Linked DNA regions of Mus musculus: regions 2, 3, 4 and 5 are each linked to region 1. The links are chromatin loops, found by intact Hi-C in ENCODE. Cell type or tissue: gastrocnemius. All regions are shown on one strand. Links, peaks and the distances in the headings refer to the core of each region. The heading gives the core; the rest is flanking DNA. Region 1 holds the start of Gm32382 (a long non-coding RNA gene). Region 2 overlaps Dzip1 (DAZ interacting protein 1). Region 3 overlaps Abcc4 (ATP-binding cassette, sub-family C (CFTR/MRP), member 4). Region 4 overlaps Uggt2 (UDP-glucose glycoprotein glucosyltransferase 2). Region 5 overlaps Gm27198 (predicted gene 27198).

Evidence for each region. A loop is a pair of places that touch in the nucleus more often than their neighbours do. Peaks named below come from ENCODE experiments on the same cell type or tissue, not always from the same donor. Only the 100,000 strongest peaks of a DNase experiment are listed, where the experiment ranks them.
Region 2: a loop joins it to region 1, with 2.2 times the contacts of the local background. A loop is called at or near these places in 21 of 42 quality-filtered maps.
Region 3: it touches region 1 in a loop (2.6-fold over the local background); 6 of 42 quality-filtered maps call a loop at or near these places.
Region 4: a loop joins it to region 1, with 5 times the contacts of the local background. A loop is called at or near these places in 15 of 42 quality-filtered maps.
Region 5: it touches region 1 in a loop (2.2-fold over the local background); 6 of 42 quality-filtered maps call a loop at or near these places.

The regions. Positions count from the first base shown.
Region 1 is chr14:118,816,722-118,822,739 of GRCm38, reverse strand. Gm32382 (a long non-coding RNA gene) reads left to right here and starts at 2,495. Exons shown (of 3, transcript XR_383773.4): 1 at 2,495-2,540; 2 at 4,247-4,388. It also overlaps a transcript of Cldn10 not described here. In gastrocnemius, for the core only: a CTCF peak has its summit at 2,465 (motif pointing left); a DNase peak (open chromatin) is centred at 2,454.
Region 2 is chr14:118,907,133-118,913,150 of GRCm38, reverse strand. It overlaps Dzip1 (DAZ interacting protein 1), which reads left to right. Exons shown (of 22, transcript NM_025943.3): 6 at 585-709; 7 at 1,648-1,809; 8 at 3,580-3,717. Among named protein-coding and RNA genes, the nearest start is that of Dzip1, 15 kb to the left of the region's middle. In gastrocnemius, for the core only: a CTCF peak has its summit at 2,369 (motif pointing left); a DNase peak (open chromatin) is centred at 2,348; H3K4me3 peaks cover 606 bases; H3K27ac peaks cover 1,003 bases.
Region 3 is chr14:118,699,116-118,705,133 of GRCm38, reverse strand. The region is part of intron 1 of Abcc4 (ATP-binding cassette, sub-family C (CFTR/MRP), member 4); the gene reads left to right. Among named protein-coding and RNA genes, the nearest start is that of Abcc4, 4.1 kb to the left of the region's middle. In gastrocnemius, for the core only: a CTCF peak has its summit at 2,721 (motif pointing left); a DNase peak (open chromatin) is centred at 2,811; H3K4me3 peaks cover 242 bases.
Region 4 is chr14:119,023,137-119,029,154 of GRCm38, reverse strand. It overlaps Uggt2 (UDP-glucose glycoprotein glucosyltransferase 2), which reads left to right. Exons shown (of 39, transcript NM_001081252.2): 26 at 113-192; 27 at 2,544-2,733. Among named protein-coding and RNA genes, the nearest start is that of Gm16835, 73 kb to the left of the region's middle. In gastrocnemius, for the core only: a CTCF peak has its summit at 3,074 (motif pointing left); DNase peaks (open chromatin) are centred at 1,817 and 3,080.
Region 5 is chr14:118,714,841-118,720,858 of GRCm38, reverse strand. Gm27198 (predicted gene 27198) reads left to right here. Exons shown (of 6, transcript NR_166836.1): 5 at 1,034-1,158; 6 at 2,545-3,331. Among named protein-coding and RNA genes, the nearest start is that of Abcc4, 12 kb to the right of the region's middle. In gastrocnemius, for the core only: no CTCF peak of the experiment used is centred there; no DNase peak of the experiment used is centred there; H3K27ac peaks cover 2,135 bases.

The sequences.
Region 1 (6,018 bases), core at 766-4,765:
TATTGTTAATTATTATTATTAAAGATTTCCTTCTCTCCTGATTGATTTTGTTTTCTTCAGAGTCCCTCTCCTAGGACTCAGCTGACTGGCTTCTTTTGAGAGAAAACCATTTGGCAACTTGTTCTTTGGTTGTGAAAGTACTGGACAGATTTTAAGCCCTTGGATTTCCTGACTGGCCCTGGTCCCTTGCTGCCTAAACAAAGGGACCCTTCCAACCCTTAAGCGTGCAGGGGACATTGCATTGAGTGTTCACTGCCCTGGGATTAGTTGGAGAGGCAGACACAGGTGGGTCCTCTCCACGGTCACTCAAAGAGGCTCTTTCAGGAGTCTCAATGTGCAAACAGAACAGGGAAGGTGGGCCAGTCGGCTAGTCTCCTGTGCAGCCGGCGATTGTCCCTTCCACAATGAGAGCTCTTCTCTCTGCAGGCCTGTGGGGCTGGCACAGTGGTTTGTTTGGTCCTGAGAGAAGTGGCCCCTTGCTTCTTCAGCCCATCCACACTGCTTCCAATCTCTGGTACACATTTGCTACACCTGTCAATTTTGCCCACCCTGTCGGACTACCCTCTAGAAGCCTCTGACTTAAAATCAGGCTCCACGGTGGCATGAATGTAGCATCCACTATGCCACTCACCGAAAGTAAACCTTGCGGGTTACTGTCACTCATGATCAATGCTACCATTTTCTGATATTCACCAACAATTGATACAGTGGGTTGTTTAACTAAACAGTTACTAAATAACAACAGTTCACAATTACAGCTCACTGCTCAGAGCTAGCCCTGCCTTACATTGTATTACTCTGTTCCCATGCATGCAATATCTGCATGCTACTCTGTAAGGTGGGAGCTGATGTTATGCTGTTTTCCTGCTGAGGGGGAGAGCCAGGCATGCAGAAACAGAAGCCTGAAGAGGGGCAGCAGGGAGATGGAGTTTGGTATTCTGTTTTTTTGGTTTGTTTGGTTTTTTGGTTTTAATTCTTCACCTGAATTCAGTTAGCATCTATAAATGTAGGCGCCTCACCAGCAGCCAGCCTGAATCATGTGACTGAGCTCTTGCTTTCTCGTGGGATGGAAGTGTCCAGCAGAGTTAGTTGAAGATATAAAGGTTTGGTAGCTGAGACCAAGAGGAGAGAGAAATGTCTACAGTTCCCAAGAAAGACAGACATAGTCTGTGTCAATAGGCTAGACAAACACCATCAAAGGGAAGAGTCAAGGATGTGTGATGGCTGAGGAGGTGGACGGGTAAACTGAAAGCTATCAGGAAGCTGTGTTTGGACTGAGACTGCCGAGAGATATACTTAAGGAACAGAGTTTAGGGCTCTCTCTAGATGGCTGGAGGACCTCATTCTAAGAGCAGAAAGGGGGCTGGAGAGATGGCTCCAGGTCTAAGAGCCCATATTGCTCTTATCAAAAACCTGAGTTTGGTTCCCAGTTCACAAACACCCGAGGACACTTGGGGACCTGTACCGGTTTGTTTATTTTTGTCAACTTGACCCAAGTTGGGGGTCATTTGAAGAGGAAACCTCAATTGAGACATTCTCTCCATAAGACTGGTCTGTGGGCAAGCCTGAAGGGGCATTTTCTTGATTAATGATTGCCCATGGGGTGGAGGTTGGGCACTCACTGTGGGTGGTCCTATCTCTGGGCACATGTTGCTGATCGGTGTAAGAAAGGCAGCTGAAGGTGAACCCACGAGCAAGCCAGTAAGCTGTCTGCAGCTCCTGCCCTGACGGACTGTCTGCAGCTCTGTCTGCAGCTCCTGCCCTGACGGACTGTCTGCAGCTCCTGCCCTGACTGGCTGTAAGTTGCAAGATGAAGTAAACCCTTTCCAGTCCAAATTGCTTCTGGTTGTGTTTATTACAGCAGTAGAAAGCAAACTATAAACAGGATCCAATACCTTTTGCTGGGCTCTGCTGTCACCAGTGCCCACACACCCTTGCACGTGGGCATGCACACGTGCACACACACACACACACACACACACTCCTGTCACACACACACAATACTCACAGAATTCAAAATAATAAAAATAAATCTTTAAAAGAAATCCCAACCACATCTGCTGCCCTAAGATTCTTTGTTTGTGCTAGAGGAAGTTTGGGGGAATTTTTGTGTTATTTAAACAATACATTTGCCGTGGGCATTTAGCCTATAAATCCATGCACAGTTATCCATGCTCAGGCAAAGAACACACAAGCATTAAGTCTCAACCACGCTGATAGTGTGGATCTTTCCAGAAAAACCTCCATAGGAGAAAAAACTTCTGATGCCTTTCTATTTAATACAAATCTCAAGCTTGCTTGATACCAATAACTATCCATTCAAATTGAAACGCACCCAGGCTTTGTGCGTGTCACCCAGCTCAGACAGCACATCTCACCCACCAGTAGTCGCCAACAGCATACAAAACAAATGGTGTTGTCTTAGTGCCAAGCCGATTTAGCAGTTGATCACTACTGCCATCTATAGGTAACATGTAGCATGACACCTCGGCATCGATTGTGGGCAAGATACAGCTGCTGCGCTGGAGGAAATTACCAGGGTAATTTTTTAAGTTTTTGTGTATTTGTTTATGTCCTTGTGCCATGCATGGTTCTCGTGTGAAGGTGAGGGGACAAATTGTGGGAGTCAGTGGTTCCCTTCCACAACGTGGGTCCTGGGAATCTGGCCATCCGGCTTTATGGCAAGGAAGGTAAAGAACTGGGTTAATGGAGGCTAGGAACTAGGAGTAGGAGCTGCGCTGGTTACTAGCTACAAAGTTTCCGTTTTTTCAAGAGGAAAAGAGTCCTGGGGATATATGATGGTGTTTATAAACAGTGAGTGTTCAATCCTTTTATTTATTTGTTTGTTTGCTTGATTGTTTGTTTTTCGAGACAGAGTTTCTCTGTGTAGCCCTGGCTGTCCTGGAACTCTGTAGTCCAGGCTGGCCTCGAACTCAGAAATCCGCCTGCCTCTGCCTCCCAAGTGCTGGGATTAAAGGTGTGCGCCACCACTGCTCGGCCAGTTTAAAATGGAAAGTGTTTTGCATATGCTATGGCAAAGAAAGATCACCGTCACAGCAGCTTGGAGTACAGATAGCACAAGACTGGTCACAAACACACAAAAGCTTATATTCATCATCGTATTTCTATCTTTAAAATTCCGAGGCCCGAGGGGTGGTTCGCTGGGACAAGGTGCATTTGCTGCCAATAGGGAAGACCCCGTGTTCAAGCCCCAGGATCCTCGGGTGGAGAGGTAGAACTGACTCTCACAAGCTGTCTTTGGGCTCGGGAGAGAAGCTCGGGGGAGGCAGAATCCTGTCTGTACGTGGAAATTTACTCTGCTGTGACCTCTCCATCAGAGGAGCCACAAAGGATAGCTGGGCTAAGATGTTGCACATTGTCTAAAAGGGACAGGAACAACAGCCGAGACAACTCCTCTGTGTTTTGTTACTGCACTCATAGTACATTTTTACAGACCAAGGCCGAGGGGCTAGGCTGCTGAAACCACAGCTCTTCACCTTGGAGTTGATCCCCTGCTGTGGGAAAACTCTGCTAATTAGAAGTCCACCGTTGACTAAATAGCCTTCTGGTGCTAGTCTGGTAATGAAGGACTCCCTTTGTTAACAGACTTTCTCCTTCTCTGACCTTGTCTGGAGAATTCCAAGCCCCCACATTCACCTCTACCTGAGGAATGTCACATAGCCTCCATTAGTTCATAGGATCAATTTCGTTTCTCCTGACAAAACCTGTTCAGCTAGCACCTGAGATTCCTGAAATGCTTCCCCATGCTAATGAGGTATGCCAGGTACCCTAATCCCCCAGCAAATGATCTTTGCTCATCCCGGATGCCCTGCCCTCAGTCCCCCCAAACTTTATAAGCCTTCAGTCACCCTAAGTAAAGTTGAGCCGCCTATCAGCAAGCGGTCCTGGTGTGGTTACTCACCACATGTACTCACAGGGCTTTGGAACCCCCTGTTCAACATCTCTGCTCCCACTCGCTGCCCTTGTGGACTGTATTGGCTGAGAATCTAGGAAGGCAGGGAGACTCATACCTTGGCTTAGCACAAGTGGGAAGGGAAGAGAAGGGAGCAAGGCAGGATGTCAGCTCACTCTGTCTTATACCTCCTGGTTGGAGTACCACCGGAGTTCAAGGATCCTCACCTCACAGTGAGCCCTGTAGTACGTGTGACCCTTCTTTTATGGCCTGCTTCATAGCTTTGGAATGTTTAAACATAGGCTAGAGCCTTCATTCATATTCCTGGTCCAGATTCAAGAACGCTAGTAGCATCTCCTGGATGATGAAGACCACCTGAAGCACAAACTCACCGATCCTGCGTGCTATCTCTTGGAATCAGAATTTGCATCTTTCCTGGCAGTCTTGAGCCACTTTAGAAACTTCAGGAACACGGGTAACTGGTTGTGGTGGTTTGAATGAAAGTGCCCACCCCCGACCCCCAGGCTCATATGTTTGAATATTTGGTTCTGAGTTGGTGGAACTGTTCGGGAAGGGTTAGGAGGTGTGGCTTTGTGGGAGGAGGTGTGTCATTGGTAGCTGTTTGGGGAGGGTTAGGAGGCGTGGCTTGGTTGAAGGAGGTGTGTCATTGGTAGCTGTTTGGGAAGGGTTAGGAGGTGTGGCTTGGTTAGAGGAGGTGTGTCATTGGTAGCTGTTTGGGAAGGGTTAGGAGGTGTGGCTTGGTTGAAGGAGGTGTGTCATTGGTAGCTGTTTGGGAAGGATTAGGAGGTGTGGCTTGGTTAGAGGAGGTGTGTCATTGGTAGCTGTTTGGGGAGGGTTAGGAGGCGTGGCTTGGTTGAAGGAGGTGTGTCATTGGTAGCTGTTTGGGAAGGATTAGGAGGCGTGGCTTGGTTGGAGGAGGTGTGTCATTGGTAGCTGTTTGGGAAGGGTTAAGAGGTGTGGCTTGGTTAGAGGAGGTGTGTCATTGGTAGCTGTTTGGGGAGGGTTAGGAGGCGTGGCTTGGTTGAAGGAGGTGTGTCATTGGTAGCTGTTTGGGAAGGATTAAGAGGTGTGGCTTTGTGGGAGGAGGTGTGTCACTGGGGACAGGCTTCAAGACTTCGAAAGACTCCACGGTGTGTTCTCTGCGTCTTCCTGTTTGTGGATACACACGGAGCTGTTACTGCTTCTATGTCTTTGCTTTACCATCATGGACTCTAACTAACCCTATGAAACCATAAGCCCAAATTAAACCTTCCAGTGTTCTCTGTCTCCTTGTCTTATCACAGCAATAGAAAAGTAACTAAAACTCTGAGGTAGAGCAATCAGAGGTAAGCTTTCCACAGTGGCCAGGGAGGCCCGGGGAAGAGGTCAGGGAGCCTGCTAGGCCAGGGGCGGAGGCTGGGAACTGGCTACAAATGCAGCTATCTGGGCTCAGCCTAGCCTGGGAACTGACTGCTTAGAAACTTTTTGCCTGAACAAAAATAAGGCAACTGGACCAAGGTACCCTTCCACCAAGTGTGGCTTTTGTGGGCTGCCCTGCGGATGAGTGTGTCTGAGCCACTGTGAAACAGAGAGCACAATTAACAACGGGGAGCTGGAGGGACCACAGAAGCTCTATAGGTGAGCATAAACTGTGCCGCCTCATAGCTCTGAGTTTAAAACTTGTATTGGTAGCCAGCTTGTGAATCTCGAGTTCAGACCTCAAGGGTGGTTATCAAACCAGTAAGACGGGCTTTCTAGCACCGTCTAGGCTTCCGTTAGAATAAAGCAGGAGGGGCAAGCGATAGGCAGCCTTGCCGCTATTTATCGTCGCTTCATCTCATAAGAAGCGAGACAAAATGGATATCCTCAACCCTCAGCGCGAGAAACCACTTAGGCTGCAGCTGTGACTGTGGCTCGCTGTCAGAGTCACGCTCAGCTGGTGAGTTTTAAGCCCCCCTGAAGCATCTGCAGAGGTACAGCTCCAGAAGTCACAGGGCCCTACTGTGCCCGGCATATTTCTAAGGATGTCCCCCACTGGAGGATCTCCATAAAGTTAAACTTGAAAAACAGAAACCTCCTGGGACAGTCATGCCATACTGAAAACC
Region 2 (6,018 bases), core at 832-4,831, 90 kb before region 1:
AGCACATGTATACCATTCAGTCATGTGTACATCCTCGTGTAAGTACATGTACATAAGTATCCTTCCTTTCACCACCTCCTTTCAGTTCTTCGCTTGCGCCCTAGTTGACAGACGACTGCCCCAGCTTGCGTCTCGAATTCCCCAGCCCTCTCAGTGATCGCTGATAGGGGACTTCGGGGATCTTGGGTGGGAGTGCAAACCACGGTGACTGTATAGTTTCAGTACTGTGCTACTTGTAGGTGAAGCTCTTGCTTCTCTGCTTTGAGTGAGACGAACATCTCTGAAAAAGTCCTGAGCACTCGTGGGTCAGAACCACCGGGCTCACTCCCTGAACAAAGATCTCACGGTGACCCTGTTGAATAATCAGCCTTAGTACAGTGAGTGGCGGAAAGAAGCCACTGAAACTAATGAAGTGTCTGGTCACAGAAAGGGCTCCAGACAAACAGTAAAGAGCAGGACTGGGCTCGTGGCAGTCCCAAGGGAGAGAGAGCATTTTCCTTTGTCTTATCCTTAGAACTGTGCCCCGTGAGTGTTCAGGTGAATTCATAAGAAATCGTTTTCTAACTAGATCTTCTCTTGCACAGAGTATAATACAAAGGCCCAGACCGACAGGCTCCAGAAGGAGATTGACATGTTGAAGGAACAGCTGCAGCTCACTAGGTCTCAGCTGGAGTCTGCACAGCACTCTCATGCAGTTCGCTTCTCTAAGGTGGGACACAGGGCTCTGTCCTGGAGATGGTGCAATGACAAGTACTTTAATGCAGGGAAAGAGGCATGCTGGCTTCATGGTGTGTGTGTGTGTGTGTCAGTGTGTATGTGTCAGTGTGTGTGTGTGTGTGTGTGTGTCAGTGTGTGTGTGTCAGTGTGTGTCAATGTGTCTGTGTCAGTGTGTGTGTCAGTGTGTGTCTATGTCAGTGTGTGTGTGTCAGTGTGTGTCAATGTGTCTGTGTCAGTGTGTGTCTATGTCAGTGTGTGTCAGTGTGTGTCTATGTCAGTGTGTGTCAACGTGTCTGTGTCATTGTGTGTGTCAGTGTGTGTCAGCATGTGTGTATGAGAGAGAGTGTGTGTGTATCGTCTGTGTATGATATATGTGTGTATTGAGCATGATATGTGTTGCATGTATGTATGCATACTCGTATGGGCTGGAGTCCTTATTCCTTTGAGACAATATCTCTCACTGAACCTGGTTAAGGCTGAATGCCCTCAGGCCTCAGCAGTGCTCCTGTTTGTGACTCGCACAGCACAGGGTTGTAAGCTCGTATGGGGCCATGCTGGGTGTATACATTGGTGTTGGGGATTTGACCTCAGATCCTCACGCTTCTGCAGCAAGCACTGTTAACCACCAAGCCGGAGCGCCAGGCTCCAAATGTGGTTTGTTTGTTTCTGTTTACTTGCATTTATTTATTGAGCACATGTATGTGGGCGTGGGTGTGTTCTTTACCCACTGAGCCATCTGCCTGCTCCCCATCTGTGCTTTGGTAGGGAAGAATCACTGTGTATAGGCCAGTGGCTTTGGAGAGTGTTACTACAGGTCTAATTCACAGAAGAAATACTAACAGATTTGGGGTGAAGCTATGATTTGTTTAAAAAATTTGCACATGTGTTATATCCAGAGCCCCTAGTGACATAATGCTAAAATAATTTCAGGACTATGAAATGCAGAAATCAAAAGAGGAAGACTTTCTGAAGCTGTTTGACAGATGGAAAGAGGAGGAGAAGGAGAAGTTACTCGAGGAGATGGAGAAGGTCAAGGGGATGTTTATGAGGGAATTTAAAGAGTTAACTTCTAAGAACTCAGCATTAGAATATGTAAGTATGCAACCTAGACGTCTTCATAGGATCGCTTGCTTTAAGATGGGTGTTAGCATGGCATCATAGCCAGGGGTCAGGTCGTTTACATGCCAAGTATACACCACCCCTCCTCCCCGGGCATCCCAGGTCGCAAGAGGCGCTGAGGAGGTAGAGCAGGTGAGCGAGACTGTTTTGTTGTGAGTGGGTGGTCTGTCCCCAGACCCTAGAACAGAACCCCTGTGGGTGTATCTGTTCCACCCAAGAGGAAACTTCCTCACCTGGTTAGGTTTAAATAGCCTTAAACCACAAACCCTTGAACGAATTCTAGAATGTTCCAAGTAGTGGGTGGAAAGGCTGATACAGATCACCAAGGCAGCAGAAGAGGAAGAGTATTTGCTAGCCCTCTCCTCGGTCCACACCTGACCTTTGAGGAGGATCGGGTCTCTAAAGTAAGCAGGAACCGGCAAGGGGGCCCTGTGCCGTGTGGGAACAGCTGTGGTCCACAGACACCTCCACATCCTCTGTGCTGATCCAGTTCCTGAGGAGAAAAGGAGGGAAATGAGGTCGATCCTTGGGCTCCCTCTAGGGGCGGACGAGTTTCAGAAGCAAAACTAAACACAACACCAGAATCCTTTTATTTATTTTCCTTTCCTGCTCAGGATCTCGTCCAAGACGCCATGTTACAGTGGGTCATTCCGACTCCTTAGGCTTTTCTGTGGCCGGGGATAGTTTGTCAGCCTTGTTGTTGTGGAAGCTAAAGATCTGAAGTGCGGGTTGTTTGTATGGCAAGTCCCGTTGCTGGGGTTCATCTGACTAGTGACAGGGTAACGTGATTAGTCAGCGTTTCTGTGGAGTGGATCTCGGAGACAGTGTGTCGCTTCGTCGAATTGTACCAAGGTCACACATGGTCTCCGTGGTCTAAGGCTTTCACTTTGGCCTTGCCACCCGGAGCTGTAGTATTGGTAGGAAGGAACTTCTGTACGGAGAAGTTTCTTTGCACTTTCAGCGGTTGCAGTGAACGGACAACGAAGTAGTGGTATAATGTCCGTGATGTTAACTTTATCGCCTGTTGTTGTCTGAGATTTTTTTTTCCATAATTAACTTTAGGGAAATTAAAACATTTATATCCCTGGTGGATTTACTGGTATGGCCTCTGGGCAGTGTTCGTCTTCTATTGCAATATCGTAACTTCTCAGAAGTGTCACAGGCGTGGTGATACACCCCTGCAATCCAGCACTGGGAGGCTGAGGCGGGGTCAGCCAGAGTTCAAGTCCAGTTGGGCCAAGGCAGCAAGATCTGCCTTAAAAAAAATAAACAGAAAGAGGAGATATACCCAGTTCCTCTCACAGATGTTTCTGTCAAGAATTTAAAGACCCATCGTCAGAGGTCAGAGGTTGGCTTGGGGAGTGGGTGAGGGGGCAGAGAGATGGCCAGCGAGTAAAGCAGCTGTGTGCAAGCCGGCTTCAGTCCGCTCTCAGTCCCTGAAATGCGCAGAAAGGCAGAAAGTGAGACTGGACTACGGTTGTCCTCTGACATGGACATGGGCATACCCTGGCTCCCAGTAACAAACCATTTTAAAAAAACATGAGTCTCCTTCCCATTTTTTCCACATTCTGGTGGAGATATCAAAGATCAGAGACTGGTAGAAAAAGAGCAAAGCGGAGGAGACAGGCAAGGGGTGTCCGGAGGGAGAGGGATGGCTGAACGCGGCTTTGTGCTTCTGGCTTCTTCGCTGTTGCCGTTAAGTCAATGTCTGACGTTTCTCTTGGTGATTCTTTTCATCCATAGCAGTTGTTAGAAATACAGAAGTCTAACATCCAGATCAAGTCCAACATAGGCACCTTAAGAGACGTTACTGAGCTGAGAGAAGACCATCTTCCGTGTCCCCAGGACTTCCAGAACATGCTACAGCTGCTTGACAGCCAGGTACAGCACGCGTGGTGACCGCGGCCACAACATGTAACATGTATCTAATTACGTGTGTGTGCCTCCATGAGCTTATGTGCACGGCATATATGCAGTGCCCATACAGGCCAGGAGGAGGGCACTGGATCCCTTGGAACTAGAATTACAAGTGGTTTTGAGCCATGGTGTGGATGTTTGAACCCAAGTCCTCTACAAGACCAGTAAGAACTCTTAACCATGGAGCCAGGTCTACATCGCCTTGGTTTTTCTCTTAATGAGTTCGTTCCCAGCAAACGTTTTTGTTCTGTTTCTTTTTTTTTTTTCCTGTCTCACAACAGATGCCTAATTTATAGTAGGTGTTGACTCACAGGTGTGAGTATGGGATAGTAGTTCACACTGTTTCAGTTTCTGCCCACAAAAATGTCACTCTGAATTAGTCAGTTCATATTATTATTCAATGTTTTCCTGGCTGCAGTTATAGCTCTCACTTAAAAAAAAATGTGCATTGAGCCGGGCGTGGTGGCACACGCCTTTAATCCCAGCACTGGGGAGGCAGAAGCAGGCGAATTTCTGAGTTTGAGGCTAGCCTGGTCTACAAAGTGAGTTCCAGGACAGCCAGGGCTATATAGAGAAACCCTGTCTCGGAAAAAAAAATGTGTATTGAAGCATTAAGCTTCCATTTGGTTTGCATATAGCACTGCGCTGACAAACTGGTATCTCTGATATATTTTGTTTTCATTTGGAAGTCATACTCCATAATCACTCTATAAAAGTTATTTTATCTCAATGGTAAAGGAAAAGAAATTAAAAATCAAAAAAGGCCAATATATAGGTTGGTGGTATAGCCTTGTGAGGCCTGGAATCCAGTCATCCCTCTATGTTGGTAGGAGGTGGGGATTGTAACTGTGGGTATTATAACCTACAAATTCAACCATGTTGGAAAAGCCTTTGAGTCAGTGAGATGGCTCACGGGGTAAAAGGTTTTGCTACCAAGCGTGATGACCTAGGTTCAACCCCTGGGACCCAACTGGTGGGCGGAATGAACCAACTCGCACAGGTTATCTTCTGCCCTCCTCGTGTGGTGCAGAGGCATGGATGCCTACGTGCACATACCTGGAAAGCAAGCATAGCACAAGTTTTAATAAGAGTAAACCTGTGAAGTTTTTAAGCAGTAAGAGCCTTTTGAAATAGGATTGCTGTTTCTTGTTTTAATGCCACATCTTGCCTGCCTCCCTCCAATGCACCGCTCGCCTGCATGTGTGGTTGTCCTGTCTAGTCTTTCAGTGACACAGCCCCCCTCCACTCACACACTTTTCAGACTTCTTCACGAGTAGCAAGGCCCCGTTTCCCACCCGACTGTCCTGCACAGTGATGGTGTCCCTTCAGCCTAGCGTCCTCTTTTTAGAACACAGCTCCTTGTTCCCGCGGCTTTCTTTGCCGGCAGCAACCTCTCTGTTCTCAGAATCCTTCTCTTACTCATTCCCTGGTAGTACTAGAGCAAACTTCCACAAGGTCCCCCCCCAAATCTCCTCTCGACTAGACCGTGTGGTTGGGTCACCTGAGCAGAGAACTTACACACCTTCAGTAGGAATTCTCCCGTGGTCATGTGCACCCCTGGCCTCTACAGTGCAGGGTGTCTTTTTAATCCTCTTCCAAGCTGCCAGTGGTTGCTCAGCCACGTGACTGCCGTGAGTAGGAGATTAGAAGCTGACATTTACCTTCCACAGACCACAGTGTCTCCCGTGCACCGAGTTGCCTGTTTTGAACCCAGGCACCCAGCAACCCTAGTTCTTTGACCCCTTAGCGTCTCACACTAGCATCTGCTGTTTTCAAATAATGTCTTACTGGCACACAGCCATACTCACTCCCTGAAATCCTGCCCGTGGCTCTTCTCCCCTGTGCTGGCTAGTTTCCAGTCAACTTGACACAAGGGTGACGCTGGAGAGGAGGGAGCCTCACTTGAGAAAACAAGGTCCAGAGGCTGACAAACCCTATAGACCGATTTCTGAACCAGTGATTGATACGGAAGGGCTTAAGCCATGTGAGTGCGGCCATCCCTGGGCCGGTGGCTGAGCAGACCGTGTGGAGCAAGGCAGTAAGCAGTGCCCTCCATGGCCTCTGCGTCCTCCCCTGCTTGAGTTCCTGTCCTGACTTCCTGTACCTGTGTCCCTTCCCACCCCAGCTTGCCTTGGTCATGGTGTTTGAGCCCAGCAATTGTAGCCTGAATTAGGACACCTCCATACCCAGAGTGTGACAGACTCCCCCGCCCCCACTTTGTAACCTAAAATACTATCTGTGTCGTACAAACATCTACAAATCCCA
Region 3 (6,018 bases), core at 981-4,980, 120 kb after region 1:
CGCCCCACCCCTCTTTTTGTAGGAAACAGGTGAAGAGGTTTAGATAGATGACATTCCTAAGTAGTTTTCCGCCTAGTAGCCTGGGCTGGCTAGTACACGCTTGGCTAACAAGAATAGTTTTTATTCCTTGACCTCCGCCATTTCATCTTCCTCACGTTCTAATGTTACCTTTTTAAAATGTGAAAACCTAGGGAGCTTCAGAGTCATTTACTACTGTTTTTAACTGCTGATGCAGTGTGTGCAGGATCCGATTTTGGACACTCGGTCAAGAGGAGCTTGCGGGAAGAAGGAATGTGGTGAAATGAATTTAAAAAAAAAATACATAACTCAGAGCGGGTGGGCTGTCTTGGTCTCCCGAGCTTTTGGCAATACACAGACCTCCTGATGATTTTCCTGTGAGCGGACTTTCAGAATGGAGGTGAAGCGAGAGCTGGGTGTGGGTGGCACATACCTCCAGTCCCTGTCTCTTGGAAGGCTAAGGTGGGAGGATGACTTGAGCAGCTATGGAGCTGAGACCAGCTAGGATAAGGTAGCAAGGCACAATCGGCTGTTGTTTGTTTGCTTGAGACAGCCTCACCCTGTAGCACAGGCTGGTCTGGAAGTCCTCGAATGCACAGCAATCTTCCTTACAGCCTCGGTTTCCACAGTGCTGGGATTATAGGTATGAGCCACCACATCTGTCAATACACGGTCTTAAACTATGTACGGAATAGCTGAGTGTGGTATCACAGCCTTTAAGCTGTCAATACCAGCACTGAGTAGGCAGAGGCAGGTGGACCCCTGAGTTCGAGGCCAACCTGGTCTATATTGTGTTACAGTCAGGCTTATAGATAGACTTTAAAATAAAAAAGGGTAATTATTTTACATTGCTGTCTGGGGTGAGTCCCATTTCTACTTCCCAGTTGGTGAGAAATTAGCTATTGCCTCTAGTTTATCCCTTGTGAGGGGGCTCAAGCTGAGGTACTTTGACTAACCCGTCTAGGATGGCAAAGCTACTGGCGTCCAGCAGGATCCAAACCTGGCTCTCAGGAACCACTGTACTTTGCAGTTGGTCCTCCCATGCATGAAGAAGGATTGCTCCCGTTCTTACAGCAGTTTCTCAAGGATGCTATTACAATTCCTGTCGTTGAAGATGCGTGTGAAGCATCTTTGGTCACTATGGTATCAGCTCTCACAGCAGGATAGTCAGAAGGGCAGCATCAGCATCACCTGGGAGCTTATGGGAAGATGCAGGATCTCCAGTGTCCCTGCAGACTGACCCAGCACAGCCAGAAGCATGGGGGTCCATGCTTTTCACAGGGGCCCGAGTGATGCTGACGAAGGCTGAGGCTGGCCCACTGGACTATGGCGCACCTCCTGTTAGCCTTGGCTTTCCAGTGTTACACTTTGCAGGAGGGCTGTGACTTGGTGAAGTCACCCGTGGCCTGCTTAACCAGTGTGTCATTTCTCTTTCTCTCTTGCAGCTGCCTTGCTGCAGATGGGAAACCCTCCTGCAAGCCCGGATTTTTTTTACCTTCTTTGTGGGGCGTTTGTTTTTCCGCCCACTCTGTGTCTGTTTTCTAGACTCTTGAGTTGGTAGCTGCCCAGCCAGATGATGACAGCCCATGCAATAAGCCTTCCTAGGATTTAGGTGAAATTGTAATACAGTTTGGACGTGGGCTGTCAATCAGCCTAGGACACCGGCTGGTATTGTGGCTGTCTCTTGCACGCATGTGTTCTTTCAGTGCACACGTTGGCAGGAGCACACGGACATTAAGTAAAACTGTAACCTGTCATGGATCCTTTAGCTGATATGGTGGACTTTACACTGTTGCCTTTAAGACATGATATTTTTCTGAGTGTAATTTTCCAGGCCTTTTGCTGTTGCTGAACACAGTGCATTCAACAGTTACATAGTATGTGTCCATGGCCGTATCTTTTGGTGTCCTCTCTTCCCTTTCTCAGGCTGTTGGTGTTGGGGATTGGAATAAGGCACTGTATAGATTAAACATGCACGCTACCACTGCCTATACCTCCAGCCTCATCCAGAGCTCTCTTTCTCTCTACCTCCCAGGATCATCTAGATTCCCTGTGCATATTTTTTTTAGCTATTGTGTTAATGACAAAGGATGCTAGGGTTTCTTTTTTGCAGCTGCTGTAAAATAGGCACCAGTTTTGTTTTGTTTTTTTGTTTTCTTTTTCTTTTTCTTTTTTAGATTTATTTATTTATTATATGTAAGTACACTGTAGCTGTCTTCAGACACTTCAGAAGAGGGAGTCAGATCTTGTTACAGATGGTTGTGAGCCACCATGTGGTTGCTGGGATTTGAACTCCAGACCTTCGGAAGAGCAGTCGGGTGCTCTTACCCACTGAACCATCTCACCAGCCCTTGTTTTCTTTTTCAACACAGCACATTTTCCTACCACTGTTTATTGAGCAGTTTGTCATACCCGTCATTAGAAACAAATGGTATAACTTGTGAAATACTGTGTCCAGCCAGGTCGTGGCTGACTGCTCCTCTTTAGTTCTAGTAACCCTGGAGTTAGAGGCAGGTGGATCTCTGTGAGTTTGAGGCCAGCCTGGTCTACAGAGAGAGCTCCAGGACAGCCAGGGCTATTACACAGAGAAAACCTGTCTGGAAAAAAAACAAACGAATGAATGAATGGAATACTGTGTCTAGCCGGCTATGAGAATGTCCAAGCCCCAGTCTCTCCCAAGGGTGTCCTTCTCCCTGCTGCCCCCTGGTGTTTTCACCAACGTCCAGGAAGACCTGTGGGTGTCCTCTGTATTCCTAGGCCAGGCCTCCTCCTACCCAGGAGGTCTTGGGATTGCAGCAGCAGATGGAAGGTAACCAGAGAGGCGCTTTCCCAGGGTGCCAGTGTCAAGGGACTCCAGGGGACTGATGCATCTGGCCCCAGAGAGTAGTTAAGCCCTTGTTCTCCTATAGCTGACTGTGTCTCTGCTCAGAGATGTCGTGCTGCAAAGCCATGTGACAGGACAGACTCTCTGGGGACTGGGCTGAGAACAAGCTTGTGACTTGCAGATGAAATGCAGATGGCTTAGGAAGGTTGGCTGAGGGGCACTCCATCACGGCACAGAAGTGCCACGTATTTATTTATTCATTTTATTCTGTGAGACAGGATCATTTTTTAGCCCAAGCTTTGGGTAGAGAACTCTCCCAGCTCACTGTCTTGAGTGCTAGGATTATAGGTGTGAGCCATATCTTGCTTGGTAGTGTTTAATTTTAACCAGAGGCATTTTGGTACCATATTTTGAGTATTTTTATTATCACACTTGCACACTCCCCCACCACACTCATACATTACACACATATGTATAAACACACACATGCAGAAATACACATACACATGAGCACACAAACATACACACATGAGTATAAAAACACTCATACACCCATGAGCATACACTCACAATACCACACATATGCACATGCACACACATATATTTGCCCCCCCCCCGCCGCGCCCCCATGCACAGACAACATTCCCTTTTACATACAACACAGGTACACATATACATGGACACATACTATACACATGCATAACTCAACCCACAACCTATAACACACACACACACACACACACACACACACACACACATGCACACACTCCTACTATGGCACCTGTGTGGAAGTCAGAGGAAATCTCTCTGTCTGCTTAGTGAGTCTGGGGTTGAACCTCAAGGAAGTCATCAGACTTGGTGGCAAGCACCTTTATCTGCTGAGCCATCTCATGGCCTTGCTGGTATTAGGCAGAGTGCCAGGTTTCTGGAATGAACAAACAAACAAACAAACAAACAAAAAAACCCTCCTGCCCGCCAGAGTAGAAAGGAAAGTTTTAGACTCACTTAAAGATTAGCCTTTTAAAGACATCTTCATATTGCGTAACACAAGAAGACCACTGGATGCAGAAGTCATCAGAGTGGGAGTTTCATGCCTGGATAGTAAATGTCATATTTACCTGCCTCAGTAATAGTCCTTGGACATGGTTTTGAAAGTGTAGGCCATGGGTCTCTTGTAGCGTCCCCGCTGTGAGTCCTCAGGAACTCTGGCCCTAGTGAGTCTGGGTGGGTCCTGGGGATCTCTTTTGCTGGCTACTGCTTCTAATATCCTCGGAGGACACCTTGAGAGGCCGTGTTGGGACCTTGAGCTTTAACAATGGTGATCACTAGCACATATACATTTTGTTCCATTCAGCTTGTTATCTTCCAGAAGTTTAACCCTCAGTCTCTCAGGCAGACATTATCACCCTTCTTTAGGGGAGGCAGATTGAGGTCCGGTCCGGAGGGGGTTGGGAAATGCCTCAGTAACCTCGTAGCTTGGAGGTGGGTGTGTCACAGCTGAGACGCTATCTGGATCATCAAAACATGTCATAGGTGTGCCCCATCGAAAACAGAGGCACTCGCTCAGTATCTGTCTACCTGCTGGGCTCTGCTGGGCTGGTAGAAACGTTGGCTGGCTGGATGAATGTGTGTGTGTGTGTGTGTGTGTGTGTGTGTGTGTGTGTGTGTGTGTGTGTGTGTGTGTGTGTCTGCTGACTTGATCAAGCAGGCCTCTTGGTTGTTAGTGAATGAGTTTGTTTTTCACATGTGTGTTCGTCTTCAGCATGTTTTCTCCTGTGCTGGCTTGTTTTATGTCAACCTGACTGACACATGTTGTAGTCATCAGAGACGAGGGAGTCCCAGTAGAGAAAACGCCTCCATTAAGGTCAGGCTGTGGGCTAGGCTATAGGGCATTTTCTTCATTAGTGATGGGCAGGGGAGAGCCCAGCCCATTGTGGGTGCTGCTATCCCTAGGCTGATGGTCCTGGGTTCTATAGGAAAGCAGACTGAGCAAGCCAGTAAGCAGCATTTCCCCCCATGGCCTCTGCATCAGCTTCTGCCTCCAGGTTCCTGCCCTGTGTGAGTTCCTGTCCTGACTTCTTCAGTGCCGAACAGTGATGTGGAAGCATAAACTAAACACACCCCTTCCTCTCCAAATTGCTTTTGGTTTCATGTTTCATCACAGCAGTAGAAACCCTGACTAGGACACCTCCCGTCCATCTGTAAGGTTGAATTGCTATTTGGTTGTTAGCACCATCGTCTGTCTAGTTATTAAGGCATAAACTCTCCGGTCATCCTTGTTTAAACCATTACCCCTGGCATCAGATTCTACGGTTGGACTTTAGGCATGCCTGTGGAGCCGTTTCATCCACCGATTCATTCACACGCTCACCAAATGTTGTTGAGGATCCTCAGAGACACTCCTCAAGCCTGGCTGTGGCTTTAGTTTTTTCTTTTTAAAAATTAGATGGAAGGAAAATCACTGTAGAACAAACTGGGGTCATCCTGCTCAAAAACCTCCCCGGCCTCCTCCCGTTGCTCTCAAGAACAAACCATAATTCACATTCAGTTCTGTGACTCCAGATGGGGCTGTGACCCACAGTTCAGCTGTGGCTTAGAGCAGGCTCTGCCAGTCACTTTCTGCAGAGGGTACACGGTGCGTCCTTCAGGCTCTGCTGCGTGCGGTCTCTCTTGCAGCGAAGGACTCGTCTTATTTGTACGTGTCATCCTCTTATTTTTGATCATTGAGCCGGGAGGTCTGCTGCCAGATTTATTTCAGGACCCAACAGGAAGAGGTTCCAGGGTGTCTCCGAGGGCAGGATGGAGATGCTGCCGAGTGAGGTGGTGAAGCCCCGAGAGGAACGGTCAGAGCGCATGGTTAACAGAATGTGCAGATCCGTGGAACAGTTCACTGGCTGCTCAGTCTACAGGGTTTGTCCTCACATAATATCCTGCTTCATCTCTGTTTTTGTTCGTGGCATTGATATCAGAGCTGAGCAGCTTGTTGCTGCCATTCAAAGGTTTTAGTTGGAGGACTGACTAGAAAGGAACAGGTTTGGAGAATGTCCCCCAAGGTGTGGCAAGCCACTTGCCAGCACTGTATGGGAGATTACATTTTCTACGAGTGTCAGAAGAGACCACATCACCTGCCCCGTGGGAGTCCAGAGGTATCGGGTCTCCGGGTTGGTCATTCCCTA
Region 4 (6,018 bases), core at 1,274-5,273, 210 kb before region 1:
AGGGTTAAATATGACAGTAAATGTACCTGGCTGATGCAATGCATGCTGTTATATATGCTCCGTAGCTGTTAGCTGTGTGTCATCTAAAAATCAACATGAGTGTTTTCAACAGGTGCTTGGGAAGATTGTAAACGCGAGGATAAAGCTGTTCATGAACTGCAGGGGCAAACTCTCAGAAGCCCCGTTAGACAGGTGAGTGGGCTGAGACACTTACACATGCATGGAGGAGAAAGAATCGGCTGTGGACTAGCTCTCTTTGTCACTTCACTTAATTGCTGCAAAACTAGAATCACCCAACTCAGTGAATACACCTTAGCTATTGCAGAAGTCACATGAAATCTTGTTTGCAGGCATTTTTGGAAGTGTGATACGGGCGTATTTATTGAGAGGTGTTTCCAGGGGACACAGTGAGGTCAAAGGTTTCTGGGGTAACTGTATTGTCTACAACTTTCCCAGACCCGCACTTCAGCAGGTCCTCTTGCACGTCACCACAGTCATTATTTGGGAAAGCAGTTTAGAGTCTCTGTCAGTGACATGCGTGAAGGCTGTGACTTTGAATGACACACTAAACAGAACACTCTTTCTGCTTCGTGGTTCAGAATTGCTGTCATTGTCATCACTTCTCTTAATAGAATGTTCGATATCCTCTTGTACCTTGGGGCAGAAAAACAGTGTGCCCTTCCTAGGTCTTTCTGATCTCTGGTTGGCTGGTGCAGTTCAGCTGTTCAAACTCCTCTCCCAGCTGACTTATTCAATCTGGCTTTTTTCAGCCTCTGAATTGCTCTTCTTAGCCTCAAACTGACTCTAGCAATCTTTTCTAATCTTCTGACTCCTCATTCTCTTGCTTGTTCTCTCTTCAACCTGTCTCTGTAAAATTCTCCCAGTGACACTGCCACTGCCGCCGCCTCCTCCTCCCCCCCTCCCCCTCCTCCTCCTCCTCCTCCTCCTCCTCCTCCTGTTCTTCTTCCTCCCCCTCCTCCTCCTCCTTCTCCTCCTCCTCCTCCTCCCCCTCCTCCTCCTCCTCCTCCTCCTCCTCCCCCTCCCCCTGTGCTGCTCTGCTCTCCCTCCCACTCTACTGCATCCTGGACTGTACTCCCTTCCTCCTGTGCTGTTGGTCTCTCCCTTAAGTAGCTTCCCTTTTCTCTCTTTTATTGGGAATATTGGACAGATCCTATTCTGTCAAATCTTCCTGTGATTCATCACTTTGACTGCCATCCAATTAGCCATCACTTTCAAACATGGGTGCTTCCTTCTACAAACTAACTTTAATGTTTGGGATTACAGATGACTATTAAGGATGAGTCACACCACAGCTAGAAACGGGCTCAGATTCCTACAGCACTGGTCTGCAGTAGCTCTCCTTCACTGCAGGGTCACTGCATTTGCCTGCAATGCCTTTCATTTTCTTTGTCACTGAAATTATTTTTACTAAATCCTAAAGAATGTTCTATTTCCAACATTTCTAGAAAAAAAACTCTTCTTTAGTGTTTATACTGTGTTGGCGTGCTGAGTGTTTGTTTTGTGCATTTCCCTCTGAGCGTTCTCTCTCATATGTCTCTTTGTACCTTCTTTGCTTTGCTTTGAATATAGGTTCATCTGTGTCTTCTCCACTGAGTCTCATCACCATACTGTATAAATTCTCCTGGAGTAACGGTTGGGCCAGCCAAATGTGGCCAAATTAACTGAATAATGTCTGCAATTTAAGTTAAGCAGGCTCGTTTATCCCTTGTTATCTTTCTCTCTCTGGCTCAGGTCAGGGCCTCAGATGAAGTACACTAGAGATGCCCTTAGTGGCAGGCAACTGGGGTATTTTTCAGCCTACCACTAGAGGGCACTGCAGTCCTTATTCCCACAGCATCACAACAGCGTGAGCTACAGAGCCTCTCTCTTGAGAGCTGCAGCAAGGCTCACACAATTTTTACTCTTAGTTAAAAGTACATTTTAAGAAAAGTCAAAATAGCAGCTGAATAGTGAAAATATAGACTTCACACTATGAGTTTGAGCTTAACACGATTGTAAATATAAGAGAATTGAAACAATCATTTTTATGTTCTGATATTGGCTCATACTATTCGTGAGTATTTGAAGACTGAGGCTATAACATACAATAAATGTACAGTTATGTCTAATGATCTGAGCAGGTGCATTTTACTCCACCCCATTTGTTTGATTTTAGTTGAATTTTTAAAGTTAGTATCAAATTTCCATTTGAATTTTACTCATTTTCTGGCTCTCATTGTTCCTCTTTGTAGTGGTAGGAGCTCATAAAAAAGCCAAAATGTGGACTGAGAACAAATGTGGAGGGCTGCAGAAATTAGCACAGATACTCTAACTCAGCTCAATTTTAAAGGATAAAATATATAATACAATATATATATTCATATAAAATAATCTCTTAGCTCTTGTAGCATATAGTATATATGTAACTTTTAATTTAAGTTTTTATAGTTATGTATGTTAAGCCATTGGCAGTTTTAAAATATTTGAGGAATAAATAATCATTTTAATTTTAGTTACAATATTTCTTTGTGCTTTTTTAACAGCTTTTACCGTTTTGTTCTGGAGCCAGAGCTGACATCAGGGCCTAACAATCGTCCTTCTCATGGGCCAGTGGCAAAGTTCCTGGACATCCCAGAGTCCCACCTTCTGACTCTCAACATGATCACCCCAGAAGGATGGCTGGTTGAAACAGTACATAGCAACTGTGACCTTGATAATATTAACTTAAAAGATGTAAGTTATTGTGGGAGGTAGCTGAAATGCTCGCTGGTCCCCACATGTGCCTACTCACTGACAACAGCTTTAACAGACCAGGAGCCGCCCTACTCTTTTCTCCTCACACTACACTCCACACTACTCCTTTCTCCATTCTTACTTCTACTTTCAAGCCATGCGTGTATGTACATATATTACATGTATAATAATTTTAGGTGTGTATAGAAATGTAGAAACCACAAATGAGAAAAAACATTTGTCTTTGTGAGCCTGATTTATTTCACTTAACATGAGGCCTTCCGTTGTGATGACATAGTATCATTCCTGTTCATAGCTCTCCCCGTGGCGCCCTCTGTTGGCGAATGCACAGACTGACTTGTAATTTGGCTCATTGTGAGCAGCCTGCAGTAAATGCAGATGTGCAAATATGTCTGTGATGTTGTCTTCAGGCTTTCTCTGACATATACATACTCAGAGGCTGGGTCCCATGGGCATTCTGTTGCTAGCATTTTGAGGGCTCTTCCTATGGGGTTCCAGAGTAGCTCCACAGCTGAATTTATACCACGCTACCTAAATACAGCTGCCCCAGCTTCCCACCAACATCCCTTGTCTATTTTCTGTATGGAAAGCGTTGCACTGGGGTAAGATAGAGCATCATAGTTTCTATGTGCCTCTCCCAATGGCTAGGATGCTGAGCATCTCTCATGTTTACTGGCTATGTGTACTAATCGCTCCAGTATTGCATACTTACTTCATCAGCCCATGTACTGATGTGATTGTTTCATGTTTGGGTATTTAGGATTTTGTCCAATTCTTTATTCTAGACTTTAATCCTCTGTAAATTGTACAGTTAGCAAAGATTTTGTCTTTTACTCAGTTGCTTCCTTTGCTGATCACCTTTTCAAATGTCATTGAATCCCATTTGTCACATCTGGAGATGAATTCCTCAGCTATGGGAGGTCTTTATCTGGAGTGCCTGTCTGCTGATACCATCTCTCCATACTGTTATATCCATTTCAGAGTATCGACTCATATAGTAAGGACTTTGATCCTTTTTAATTTGTTTTTGTGCAGAGTGAAAAATAGAACTTTAGTTATAACTTCTGCATCAGGAGACCTAATTCTCTTGTTACAATTTGTTGAAGAGGCTACTATCTTTTCTGTAGTGGATATTTGGCTATCTTTGCCAAAAGCAGGTCAGAAGCCATGTTGGGTTAATTCTGGGTTCTCATTGCCAAGACTTCTTAAGTTTTTCCACTCATGACCCATTTACACGTAAGGAAATTTTACATGGGCCTGGATCCATGTACTATAAAATTGGTATATAAATCCAGCATTTATTACTAATAAATCATAACTTTATTTTTAAACAAACAATTGATATATACATAATTTTTCCATTTACTAAAGATGAAAGCAAATCTGCATGCTAGTAAGATGGATATCCTTGTTTGTTTTATTCTTTCAGTTTTATATTGTGAGTGTTTTGTGTATGTGTGTGAGCACATATACCACAGGATGTGTATGCATGTCAGAGGGCAACTTGTGAGAGTCAGTTCTCTGCTTCCACTGCATGGGTGCCCCATGGGCACCCACTCATACATGGACCGAAACTGAAATATAAATTTTTAAATATGCATTTATAAGATCATTTACTTGCTTATGTGCATTGCTGGGCATTTTTATTTTATTTTATTTATTTATTTATTTATTTATTTATTTATTGGTTTTTCAAGACAGGGTTTCTCTGTATAGTCCTGGCTGTCCTGGAACTCACTTTGTAGACCAGGCTGGCCTCGAACTCAGAAATCCGCCTGCCTCTGCCTCCCGAGTGCTGGGATTAAAGGCGTGCACCACCACGCCCGGCATGCTGGGCATTTTTAAACTGTTATAATTGGGGCTCTTTTCCTGATTTCTTTCCTAACAGGATTATTATTGGTGCATATGGAAATCTACTGAACTTTTTTTGTTGATTTTTATATTCAACTATTTTTTCTGAAAGTGTTTGTGAGGTCTAAGGGCTTTCTGCGAAGGCTGTGAGGTCTTTTATAGAGAGGACAGTGTTGTCCACAGTAGAAGGGATGGGCTTACTCTCTTCCGGTTGTAGACCGTTTCTTCCTTCTCTTGTTTCATTGCTCAGCTAAGACTTCAGTGAGAAGTACTGAATTAGAAGTTGAGTGGAAACCCTTATTTTCTTCCTGGTTTTAGTGGATATACTTGAGTTTCCCCCAGTTAATATAATGTTGAACTCAATACATTGAGGTATGTTCCTCCTCTTCTGACTTTCTTGAAGGTTTTTATCAAAGTTCTTTTCTATATCTATTGAGATCAGATCCTGTAATTATGAACAGTATTTTCCATGTGTTGCTAAATTCAACTGGCAACTGTTTTGTAAGAATTCTTAGACCATGTTCATCAGGGATTGGCCGGCCATTTTCTCCTCTGTTGTGGACATCTCCACTTTTGATATCCGTGTAATACTGGATTCATAAACTGGGGTTAGTACCCATCCCCCCCTTTCCTGTTTTATGGAGTAGTTTGAGAAATGGGCTGGTGGAGCTCAGAACCATGTAGGTTTGGAATTTCTAGCTGGGAGACTTTACATCTTCTTGCTCACTGTACAGCCCTGAGGGTTGTTTCTGCGTAGTTAACATTAGCAGGTCCTGTGTGTCTATGATATATCCATGTCTGGATTCTCCAGATCTCCTCAACTCTTCAGTGATGCTCTGGATAGCAGTGGTATTTGTTGTAAATCTTTCTTGTTTGTTTGGTTTTCATTTCAAATTTGTGTCTTTCTCTCTTTCGGTTGGTTACACTAATGGTTTCTGAATCCTCTTCATTTTATTTTCAAGAATGAGCTGTTTCAGTTATGACATCGTTCTTTCCATCTCAAGTTCATTCATTTCTTACTTGATTCTTACTTTTTTTCTTCCCACCTATCGATTAGGGTTGTCTCATTTTTTGTTTTCCTAAGAATACTAAGGTTTAAGATTTCTCATTCTTACAAAAATTAGGAAGTTAATGCTTATGTTAGGCACAAGTATTTAGGACAGTCAAAAGCTTAACTGTCAGGGAATGGTGGTTTACACCTGTCAGGCCAGCACTTGAAAAAAAATTCCCATTCTTTTACTTGATATATATATGCATGCATGTATTCTTATGAGCTTTCTTCCCTTATTAAACTTCTTTCACTGTGTCACCTTATTTCATTTTCATTACATTGTAAGAATTTTTAATTCCTCTCATGAGTTCTTTGGTGACCACCTATTCAACAGTGTGCTACTTGGTTTCCATGGGTCTGTG
Region 5 (6,018 bases), core at 1,057-5,056, 100 kb after region 1:
AAGAGAAGGAGGAGGAAGAGGAGAGGGGAGGAAGAGGAGAGGGGAGGAAGAGGAGGGGAGGGGGAATAGGAGGAGGAGGAGAAGGACAAGGAGAAGAAGAAGGAGAAGGAAGAGGAGTAGGAGGAGGAAGAGTAGGCAAAGGAGAAAGAGAAGGAGGAGGAAGAGGAGAGGGGAGGAAGAGGAGAGGGGAGGAAGAGGAGGGGAGGGGGAATAGGAGGAGGAGGAGAAGGACAAGGAGAAGAAGAAGAAGGAGAAGGAGAAAATGAGAAGGAGAAGGAGAAGGAGAAGGAGAAGGAGAAGAAGAAGAAGAAGAAGAAGAAGAAGAAGAAGAAGAAGAAGAAGAAGAAGAAGAAGAAGAAGAAGAAGAAGGAAGGAAGGAAAGAAAGAAAGAAAGAAAGAAAGAAAGAAAGAAAGAAAGAAAGAAAGAAAGAGAGAGAGAGAGAGAGAAAGAAAGAAGCAAGACCCTACATTCTCTCTTTACTGAACAGAGGAACAAAGCTTGGTGGCAGATGTGTTTTGTCCATGACCCTTTTCTTGTGTGACAGGTGAGTAACATCATCTTCTCTTGGGAGAGGGCGTGTCAGAGTGGGAGACAGGGCTTGAAGCTTCACTTTCCCCCAATAAGTGCCCTCATCATAGTGTATGGGCCCCATGAATGCTTCAAATGCCTATAAAAATACTTGGATAAAAAAAAAAAACAGTTTCAAAATATCAAACGAAAGTCACAACCAGGTATCACAGCCGCTTAACAGAATAGCTGATGACAACTTCATTCATGGCAGAGTTTTGTCCTCATAAAGCTTGTGGTCTCTGAAGGTGACTTGAAAGGCCTGACTTTTTCTCACTGTCCAAGAATTCCCAAACACACACAGCTCACTATTTATAGCCCTCTCAGAGCCTCTGGCAAAAGTGAGTAAGCTGCACGTAGCCACCTAAGCTTAAAGGCAAAGTTTTCCCCCAAGACGATTCTCATAAGAACTATAGTTGTGCAGTCTGTGAATGCATTTTGACATATGGTATAATTTACTCACAGACACCATCTTGACAGCCTTGCCCACGTGTGACCAGTGCAGCCTGGGACCCCATGGTTAGAGCGGCCTTGAGACTTGCTTAATGAGCGGCTGCCATCACCTGAGAAGTCTTCATAAATTTTAAACAGTGAGCCCCAGCTTTTCGTTTTTCATTGAGCCCTACAAAATAAGTAGCTGATACTGCCCAGACCTTACACGGACAAAGCCCTGGTGAGAGCTAAATGCCATTCTAAAACAGTAAGGTGCTGCCACTTCCCGTCACACGGGCTGGCTCTCAGAGCGTCGGCTTAGTTCATTAGAAAACCTGTGAGATTTATTTTATGGCCCTGACAGGGCAGGCTATGTCTTTGATTGTTTATCCCAGAATTTTCTAGTTGAAACTTAATTCCCCAAGGCCGTGATTAATGGTACTTAGAGATCTTTAGGGGTGAACGGGTCAGGGAAGACTCTTCACTCGTGAATGGATTGATCCGTACGTGGATCAGTGGATTAATTAGTTATGGAAGAATGACGTTAAGAGAGGGTTGGATGCACTCTGAAGAAGCTGGCGGTGAGCCCCTTTACCCTTCCATGCCTTGTGTAACCTCAGGGCTCTGCAGAGTCCCTATCAGTGAGAAGGCACACACTGGACGTGGCCCCTTGGTCTTAGATGTCCCAGCTTCCAGTACCACAAGACACATGTGTGCCATCATTCCTTTATAAACCTCTAGTCTCAGGTAAAACATGTGAAGACAGAGTGGGGCAGCAGCTAGATCTCGAAAGTTGGTAAAGTACTGTGCTAACTAAAAAGAACCAGAGCTCCTATTAACCAAAGGCGAGACCAGACTAGAAGGCAGCCTACATGGTGCTAAGAATTTATTAACCATAAAATGGTTCTTCAGAACCAAATCCAGGTTAAGCCGAACTGGTCCTGGGCAGGCTCTGGGCCCAGACTGCACAGATTAAATTTTAACTGGTCTACAGGACATTTTCATCTAATGAGAGAGAGTTTGAAAATGGTCCTATCCACGGTCCATCAAATGTGCTGCCTAGACAAAAGACTGCATTTTGTGTTTTAGGAAGTCAGGGGAGGAAAATATCCAGGCCGCATCCTGTTGATATCCTAGGAGGCTCAAAGGCAGGATAAGGCTCTGAGTGCACAGGGCAGCAGGCCGCCGGGCGCTCAGCCTCCCCTTTCCTCCATGGCTGAGTAGCAAAGGGTCAGGTGAGGACACTGCCATTTGTGGGACATGAAAGTGAAGCCTACGCTGAGGATAGGTGAGCAGGCACACACACTTTCCCAAAAGAACTTCCCAGGGCTCCCAGGACAGTGTGACAGCCGGGGCTGCTGGCCACCATCAGTGTCATCTTACTAAACTTACCTTAACTTAAACATTTATGCGTGCTCACCCTAGGAAATTCAGAAACCGTAGAAAAAACGGCAAGAAGAAATCACCTGTAATTCTAGCTGTTAGAGAAATACTGAATGATCTAATAATTGGACATGGTTGCATCTGATCTCCTTTTCACACAGGATGGTGTCCACTTGGCCTGGAATGGCTTGGACAGAAGGGCTGAGAAGAGCTGCCCCCTATCAGTTCGTGGCGTTTCTTCAGGAGACCCTGGTGCTGCGCCTGCCTGCTTCCAGTAGAGCAAGGAGGATCCACTCCCCTGTCCTAGCAAGAGAGTAGTTCTGGTGGCACAAGACAAGTGTGGTTTTCCTTTGGACTGTGAAATGGGAGATAATTCTGCCAGCGGTTTACTTACAACTACTTAAATATCGGACCCACAATTTTTAGTATAAGTAGGATTTGGCATATTCTTTCCAAATATGTCAGTGATCTTTTCCAAATCACTAACAAGATGTCTCAGTACCATTTACGGAGTAATAGATCCATTCTTTGTTACTTTGAATTTCTGCCATGAGGCTCCTTATATTGTTGTCTAAAATTGGAGTATATTGTGTTTCATCGCTCTTTATGTGCCTGAGTATTTTTTTTTAAGTACAGCTCGTTGTATTTCTCCTCTGAATTGTCAACTTGATTTTCTGCAGTGAGGATGCTTGGGACGGTGTCTGGGGACGCGTGTATCCTGGGCACCACTAAGCTATGTCCTGCACTGGCACCTTACACCATTTCATTTCCATAGTCCCTGCTCTGCCTTATCTTTATGTCTTTGAAATTCGTGCAACTTTTGGTCCACATGAAGCGTATATGATAGAGTGAGGATTACTATTCTCTCAAGTTTTATCCCAGTATTTAGCAATTTTATCTTTGTGAACTAGTAAGGATTATTTAAAATTAAAAAAAATAATACATATGCATGGGTGTTTTGCCTGCATGTATGTCTTCGTATCGTGAGCATTTCTGGTGCCTGTGGAGGTCAGAAGAGGGTCAGCCTCTGGAGCTGGGAATTGAACCTGGGTCCTCTGGAAGCAGCGATCGCTCCAGATCCCGTGGAGCTGGAGTCCCAGGCAGTTGTAAAGGACAACATTTAATCGGAGCTCGATTACAGATTCAGAATTTCAGTCCATTATCATCAAGGTGGGAGCATGGCAGCATCCAGGCAGGCATGGTGCAGGAGGAGCTGAGAGTTCTACATCTTCATCTGAAGGCTGCTAGGAGAAGACTGGCTCCCATGTGGTTAGAAGGGCAAGGGTCTCATTGCCCAGCCCCACAGTGATACACTTCCTCCAACACGGCCACACCTCCTAACAGTGCCACTCCTCCCTTGGGCAAGCATAGTCAAAGCACCGCACTGCACACATGTCCTTTCATCAGCTTTGTTGTGTAAGGCAGCAGACCAAGGGGAGGGATGTCCATCCTGAAGAATAGCTAACATTTTATATGTAAGCGGGAGTGAAGAAAGGCTTCCAACATTCACTCAGCGTATGCCGCCGACGGGTGGAAAAATAAGGATTGCTGTTCTCACATAAAGCGTACAAACTGGAAAAATCTCATCTCCACCCATGCGGACTCAGCACTGGGGTGATAGATGCTTATCCCCAGGTCTACTTCCTTTTCAAGTTACCACAGCAAGCTCTTTACCCCTTACCCGCTGAGCTGTCTGTCGTAAATGCGTTTCAAAAGTGCACTTTTTATGGTAGGAACTGTCTTGTTTTGTTTTTGAAATGGCATCTCTGGGTGCTGGACAAGGTGACTTCTCTGCTGCTTTGGCGGCGATGTCTACACTCTAGGGTTTACAGGACACAGCTTGCCTGCCAACCATGCCACCAACTTGACTCTGGTGACCCTGTGCCAACCTCCTCTGACAAGGCCCTTGGCTCCTGTTCTTGGTCTCTTTGTTCATGCCCAGCCTTGTGGCATGAGATTACATCAGGTACAGCAGAATTGTTGACTCATTGACTGTAATCCCTGACTTTTGCCTGGTGACTCTTAATATATGTGAGCGGAAATGGGGAGGACTCCTGCAAGACTAAGATGCCAGAGCGAGCAAGAAGTTTGGCCAAATCTTGTTTGTGTGTCCCCCAATGGAGAGTGTATGTCACTTTGTTCTAAACTTATGTGATTCCAAACACTATTTATTGTCAGGCTAAGAAAAGGTACACTTCCTTCTCAATGGAAAGTAAATATTATGGAAGAAAACAAAATTATTTTGAGGTCAACAGGCTGGTTCATAAAAGACACATGACTCCAAATCTGAAGCTCTGAGCTGGAACCCTGGGGAAGAACTGAGTCCTGCCAGCTGTCCTCTGACCTCCATGTGCACCACTGAACATGTACACATACATGTATGTTCTCTCTCTCTCACGTATGCTCTCTCTCTCATACCAAATGAATAAGGGTAATAAAACTATTGTTCTAGCAAGTCCTTAGTGTGCATGACATAACACCTGGCTTGAAATCTGATCCTAGACTGTGCTGCGCTCCTTTGGAAAGTTAAGTTTTTAACCTACTGTACTTCACTTCTGTTGTGGCTGTAACTGAGGTAACTGACTTTGGCGATGGTTGACTTTTGTGCTGTGAAGAACTTCTGAAACTCACAAGGCCTCTGCTTTGCTTTAGAGACCGTGTCTCACGTAGCCCAGAACAGCCTAGAACTTTCTATACAGCCGGGGATCACCTTAAACTTCTGCTCCTCCTGCGTGCTGGGATTGCAGGACGCTCCACCAGGCTGGGGTTATAGGGTACCGAGGATAAAGTGTGGGCTTCGTTCCCGCCCCACAAGAACTCTTCCAGCTACACCATGTTCTCAGCCTGTCGCACGCTCTGTCGTATGGAATAATTATACTACTTCCTTAAAAAACAAAAACACTTAATCTTTCTTTATTTTAAGGTTGACTTAGAAAACTTGGAAGGATCTATATTTGCTTTGAGTTTTAATCACCTATAATCTCACAATATTTACTGTTAGAGTTCTGGAACATTTTGTTTTGGTCTTGTTTAGTTTCATGCATTCTGGAACAGAGTGGGCTCAGTGGTTTTGCATTCTCATACGACTATTTTTCTAATTTTTATTGTTTGGGGACTTGAAAGCAAACCTAGAGCCAAGCCTCTGAGTGCTAAGCTGGGTATGGCGGGCTGTGCCTGTAGTCCCGGTGTTTGGGAAACTGGGGCATGAGATCAGCTTGAGGCTGGGAGTTCTAGGGCAGTCTTAGACGTACAGTGACGTTGCTGTCTCCTAAACAAGAAGGCCAACTATAGTACAAAGGCCTTAGCTCAGTCCTCAGCACTGAGGGTGGGCCTGGACAATTTGAAGGGTCTACTTGATTTAGTAGAGGATCCCGAGACATAGGTCAGAGAAGCTGTGAACTGTATGTGGCTGTCTTTCAACTCTCCTGCGGTCTTGCTGATCTCTTCACAATTGATCTCTTGCCAATTGCTTCACCATCATCCTTGCCTTTTGTGCTGGAAGCTCTTTGCTCTAGATTGGCTCCTTGTCCACCATCTGGCTTCCGGCCACCCTCCAAGGAGCCGTCTCTAGGTACTCATAAACACATAGGTTAGTGACTTATCACCTGGATGTCATTAAAATTCCTAAAGTGAAA